Linked DNA regions of Homo sapiens: region 1 is linked to region 2. Evidence: read pairs that join two places in POLR2A ChIA-PET (ENCODE). Cell type or tissue: Panc1. All regions are shown on one strand. Each heading gives the region's core, and the rest is flanking DNA. Links, peaks and the distances in the headings are about the cores only. Region 1 overlaps ING2-DT (ING2 divergent transcript). Region 2 has its middle 18 kb from the start of CDKN2AIP.

Region 1 (2,920 bases), core at 179-2,678, 68 kb after region 2:
AAATCCAAGAAAAAAGTTTTTTGTTTTACAGTTTTTACATACTGCTAAAGTACATATGGGGGAAAATTATGGCTATCATTTGATAATGCAGTCCTATATCTCTTCTTAAATACCTACCATCTTTCATTAGCCTTGCTTGATTTTTACCAATTTTAATCTCTCTTTAATTCTGCCATCATTGCCAATTTGCTTTTATTTATACTTATGCTTATAAGCATTTCCCTAACATGTGTCATGTCCCTATAAAGACTATAAATGTCTCATGGACAAAGACCAAAGCCTTGATTTCATTTAAACCTCGACACTGCAGATACTCACATATGTTGATTATTCTTTTTCAGTGAATCCTATCAAGACTCAGATGGACAAATTGGGCTTTTAAAAAAATCTCTTCAGTACTAGGTATATGGTTGTTTCCTTTGGTGATCCCAGAAGGCCTCACAAGACTCAATAGCAGGTTATATATTAATACGTGGCTCAGATTAATGACAGCAAAGGATACAGGGCAAAAGCAACAGGAAAAGATGTATCAGTGGAGTCCAGAGAGGTCCAACATAGGATTCTGTTGTCCTTTGTCTGCAGCTACACAGGAATTCTGTCTCTCTCTCAGCAAACTATAGACACGTGTGGAATGTCTCTGCCCACAGAATCCCACTTGAGTCTCAGGGTTTAAGGCTTTTGTGGGAGGCTGTTCATGTACTCATACTCTGCTATGGAATTGGCTACGGCAACCAAAACTCAGGGGCCCAATAATAAAACCAGGTGCCTATTTATCAGTCTTGGTGTTTGTGCAACGCAACCTGGCGAGCCAGTATGGAATGGTCCAATGCTCCAGGTGTATACAACAAAATCATCATCACTAACATAAAGAACACTCCAAGGATTGCAATCCAGGGGTTGGCCAAGGTCAAAGATGGTTCCCCTGGAGACATGCAAGGGGTAAGCATCCAGAACTGCTACAGTAACTCTTTTCCTCACAAGGCCCTGCACATCCTTGCTTATCACCTAGTACTAATTCCTGGCTTACTAATAGGAATAATACAAAGCTAATTAAGTCTGGGCACGTGAGAAGATATTTAAACCTATTTTATTGCTAAATCATTCCCTCTAGTCTCTCTACCCTACCCAACATATTCTAGCCTCCAATTTCTATCCTGGTAGATAACATTACATTTGCATTTTGTTATTCCAGAAGGTGCATAAAGTTCTTTGTTTTTTTCTTCTCTTTTCTTTTTTTTGAGATGGAGTCTTGCTCTGTCGCCAGGCTGGAGGGAAATGGCATGATCTCGGCTCACTGCAACCTCCGCCTCCCGAGTTCAAGCGACTCCCCTGCCTCAGCCTTTATGAACAGGCAACATGTAGGCAGCAGTAGTTTATGCTGCTTAGAAGAGAAGGCCTAAGAAGGATAGAGCTCAAAGTTGTAAAATCTACAGGGTTCATATCCTTGTATGATTTACATTTGTATCATTTCCCCCACACACCTGCGTTACCTCCTGGATTTTCTATTTCGTACAGCCTTAACAAGATCTACCTGTGGCCCAAGCCAAAACCCTAGATGATACCTCTTCTCTCCCATCCTCTAAATACAGACACTAAACCCAATTGATATTAGCTCTTAAAGACGCCCTGATCTATTTCCTTCTTTCCATATGACATCATTTTCCTCTTAACTGCTCCTTTCTCTTGCTTCTCTCCCCCTCTCCCCCAGGCCATTATTCATGTCAGCAGGGTTCTCCCTCCCGTTCTTTCCTAGAAAGCCAATGCACCACACACTGAAGAATAATTTTCTGAAAAAGATGTCTTAAGTAATGAGGTATTATTACCACTTATCTCTATTTTCGATTGTTTCCTGTATGTCATAGATCTACTAATATCTATTTTACTGGAAAACAAATTAATTATATCTCAAATTGAAAAAATATGTCCTCAGGATAGAATCAATTGCTTGGAGTTCTCTGAGCCAAAGTGCAACAGAAATAATAAGAGCTGCTTCCTGTGCCTCATCCTCTCTTTGCTTTACGACATCTGGAGTCTTCTCCCAATCTTTCTTTCTCAACTGCTATGTTCAGATTCCTCTTCATTAAATATTTCTGCCAGATTTCATTCCTACAGAAAAGCCCACAGTCAGAAAAGGATTCCTTGGCTAGTTAATATTTCATAGGTCCCTTCCGAGGGTGTAGGCAGATGTTATAGACGGTGTTAACATATAACATCAATCTAAATTTGAATTTTAAAACATCTGATTCATAAAAGTGATAAGAATTGTTCCATCTGAACCTAAAATACTCAAGTGAGATCCTGCAAAAATTGTTAAAGCTCTTAGCAGCAAGTTGAGGGCTATACTGAATGAGAAGAGGGCTACCTACAACTTCTCTTAAACTGCTAAAAATTTTTCACAAAAAATGTGTTTCTAAGCCAAAACTGCCTAGATTAATTCCTAAAGTGAGAAGTCTTCAGAAGCTTCAAATTTACCAACTGTGGTACTTCTTTGCTTTAATTTGTGTAATAATTTATGTGTTATTAGAATGCTGGTATACAAAGATCAGACATGACTAATAAGTAAAAAAAATTATCATAAAAGTGAACTAAATCCAAATATTTGGTGTATCTACTTATCTACTCTTTTCCTGGTAGATAATATTACATTTGCATTTTGTTATTCTAGAAAGTGCATAACGTTCTTTGTTTCTTTTCCTTTTTTTTTGAGACGGAGTCTCGCTCTGTCACCAGGCTGGAGTGCAATGGCACGATCTCGGCTCACTGCAACCTCTGCCTCCCGGGTTCAAGCGATTCCCCTGCCTCAGCCTTCCAAATAGCTGGGACTACAGGCACGCGCACATCACGCAATTTTTTGTATTTTTTTTAGTAGAGATGGGGTTTCACCATGTTGGCCAGGATGGTCTCGATCTCCTGACCTCGT
Region 2 (2,920 bases), core at 150-2,649:
GATTGGTTCTACAATGCCCCACGTCAGATACCAAATTCCCTGATATAAAATGGCATAGTATTTCCATAGAACCTACACACATCCTCTTGTACAGTTTAAATCAACTCCGGACTATTTATAATACCTAATGCAATGTAAATGCTATATAAATTACTGTTATACTGTTTTGTTCAGGGAATAATGACAAGAAAAAAATCTGTATATGTTCAGTTCAGACACAATCACCATTAAAAAAAAAAAAACTCCATCTGAGGTTGGTAGAATCCATGGATGCAGAATCCAGGGATATGGAGGGCCAACCCTCAATCTTTATGCACTCGAATTAGTTAGGACTGGGCTTGGAGAGTAAAAGAATGACCCAAATAATTGTGGCTTAGCCAAGACAGATTTTTTAAATATTTGCATTCATTTATTTTTATTTCAATAGTTTTAGGGGTACCAGTGGTTTTTGGTTACGCGGATGAATTGTGTAGTGGTGGAGTCTGAGTTTTTAGTGCACCCTTCCCAGGAATAGTGTACATTGTACCCAACAGGTGATTCCTTATTCCTCACCCCCTCCCCCCCTCCCCCTCCTGTGTCCTCAGTGTCCGTCATACCACTCTGTATGCCTTTGCAGACCCATAGCTTAGCTCCCACTTATAAGCGAGAACATCTGGTACTTGGTTTTCCATTTTGGAGCTGCTTCACTTAGGATACTGGCCTCTAGTTCCATCCAAAGTGCTGCAAAAGACATGATTTCACTCTTTTTTACGGCCGAGTAGTATTCCATGGTATACATATACCACATTTTCTGTATTCATTCATTGGTCAGTGGGTCCCTGGGTTGGTTTGATATCATTGCAACTGTGAATTGTGCTGCAGTAAACATATGCATGCAAGTGTCTTTTGACATAATGACTTATTTTTCTTTGGGTTGATGCCCAGTAGTGGGATTGCTGGATTGAATGGTAGGTTGGTCTACTTTTAGTTCCTTGAGAAATCTCCATACCGTTTTCCATAGAGGTTGTACTAATTTACATCCCCACCAATAGTGTCTAAGTGTTCCCTTTTCACCACATCTGTGCCAAATTCTTTCTTTAAAAACTTTTTAATAAGTGCCATTCTGACTGGAGTAAAATGGTATCTCACTGTGGTTTTCATTTGCATTTCCCTGATGATTGGTGATATTGAACATTTTTTTCACGTTTGTTGCCAAGATAGATATTTCACTGTCTTATGTTCAAGAAGTCTGGAGGAGGTCAGGTCAGAACTGATCTGGAGCTCCCTGGATTCGGGGCTCAAGCTCCTGCTACCTTGCCGTCTCTGCCCTTCACAGCTTCCACTCCGAAGTCCCCACATGGCCCATCTTGCTGCCAGAGCTCCAGCCAGCAGCCTGTATTACAGGAGGAAGAAAGAAACAAGTCCCAGGGAGCATTACTCCTCCTTTTAGAGGTTACTTCCTGGAAGCTGCTACTTCCAGGAAGTATATTGTATTGCCTAGAACGGCAGTGCAAGATCAAACCTAACTATAACGTGTGCTGGGAAATGACATTATTCCAGGTGACCATTTGCCCAGCTCAGCATCATAGGTTCCTCTGTTACTGAGGAAGGCAGGGTGGATGGATATCAGAAAACATCTTGCTCTTATTTCTGTCAGATAAATTTCCAGAAGTAAAATTGCTATATTGAAAGGTACATGCATTTAAACATTTTTAATAAACACTGATAGATACTTTCAACAAAGGCTTCAGTAATTGAATCCCAGCAACAGTGAATGAGAGGATCTATTTCCCTACTCACTAACATGGATGAGGGCAAGACTTTTTTTTTTTGGGGGGGGGGGCGGGGGGTGGGGGACGGAGTCTTGCTCTGTTGCCCAGGCTGGTGTGCGGTGGCTCAACCTCAGCTCACTGCAACCTCTGCTTCCCAGGTTCGAGCAATTCTCCTGACTCAGCCTCCTGAGTAGCTGGAATTACAGGTGCTTGCCACCATACCAGGCTAATTTTTGCATTTTTTTAGTAGACATGGAGTTTCACCATGTTGGCCAGGCTGGTCTCAAACTCTTGACCTCAGGTGATCCACCCGCCTTATCCTCCCAAAGTGCTGGGATTACAGGTGTGAGCCACCATGCCTGGCTGAGATGCAGGCAAAACTTTTTTTTTTTTTTTTTTTTTTTTTAGACAGAGTTTTGCTCTGTCACCCAGGCTGGAGTGCAGTTGCGCGATCTCAGCTCACTGCAAGCTCCGCCTCCCAGGTTCACGCCATTCTCCTGCCTCAGCCTCCCCAGAAGCTGGGACTACAGGCACCCGCCACCACACCAGGCTAATTTTTTGTATTTTTAGTAGAGACAGGGTTTCACTGTGTTAGCCAGGATGGTCTCGATCTCCTGACCTCGTGATCCGCCTGCCTCGGCCTCCCAAAGTGCTGGGATTACAGGTGTGAGCCACCACACCCAGCCTGCAGGCAAAACTTTTAAAGCTTGATAATCTGATAAGCAAAAGAAGTTATCCCACTGTTGTTTTGGTTTGTGTTTACGTGATTACTAGTAAAGCTTAACATCTTTTCACATATTTATTTGCCATTTTCTAGTCCTCTTCTATGACTTGCTTTTTTTTTTTTTTTATTTTTAAGACAGGGTCTCACTCTGTCACCCAGGCTGGAATGCAGTGGTGTGATCTTGGCTCACTGCAACCTCCGCCTCCCGGGTTCAAGCGATTCTCCTGCATCAGCCTCCCGAGTAGCTGGGATTACAGGCACCCACCACCACGCCTGGCTAATTTTTGTATTTTTAGTAGAGACAGGGTTTCGCCATGTTGGTCAGGCTGGTCTCGAACTCCTGACCCCAGGTGATCTGCCCTCCTCGGCCTCCCAAAGTGCTGGGATTAAAGACGTGAGCCACCGCGCCCAGCCAAAACGTAGTTTTAAAATCCTGGCTATACAG

The links. Peaks named below come from ENCODE experiments on the same cell type or tissue, not always from the same donor. Only the 100,000 strongest peaks of a DNase experiment are listed, where the experiment ranks them.
Region 1: POLR2A ChIA-PET joins it to region 2 with 10 read pairs; 6 of 35 experiments call an interaction of 5 or more read pairs at or near these places.

Annotation. Positions count from the first base shown.
Region 1 is chr4:183,493,672-183,496,591 of GRCh38, forward strand. It overlaps ING2-DT (ING2 divergent transcript), which reads right to left. Exons shown (of 3, transcript NR_033995.2): 3 at 1,066-1,396. Among named protein-coding and RNA genes, the nearest start is that of ING2-DT, 9.4 kb to the right of the region's middle. In Panc1, for the core only: no CTCF peak of the experiment used is centred there; no DNase peak of the experiment used is centred there.
Region 2 is chr4:183,425,384-183,428,303 of GRCh38, forward strand. No RefSeq gene overlaps it. Among named protein-coding and RNA genes, the nearest start is that of CDKN2AIP, 18 kb to the right of the region's middle. In Panc1, for the core only: no CTCF peak of the experiment used is centred there; no DNase peak of the experiment used is centred there; H3K27ac peaks cover 220 bases.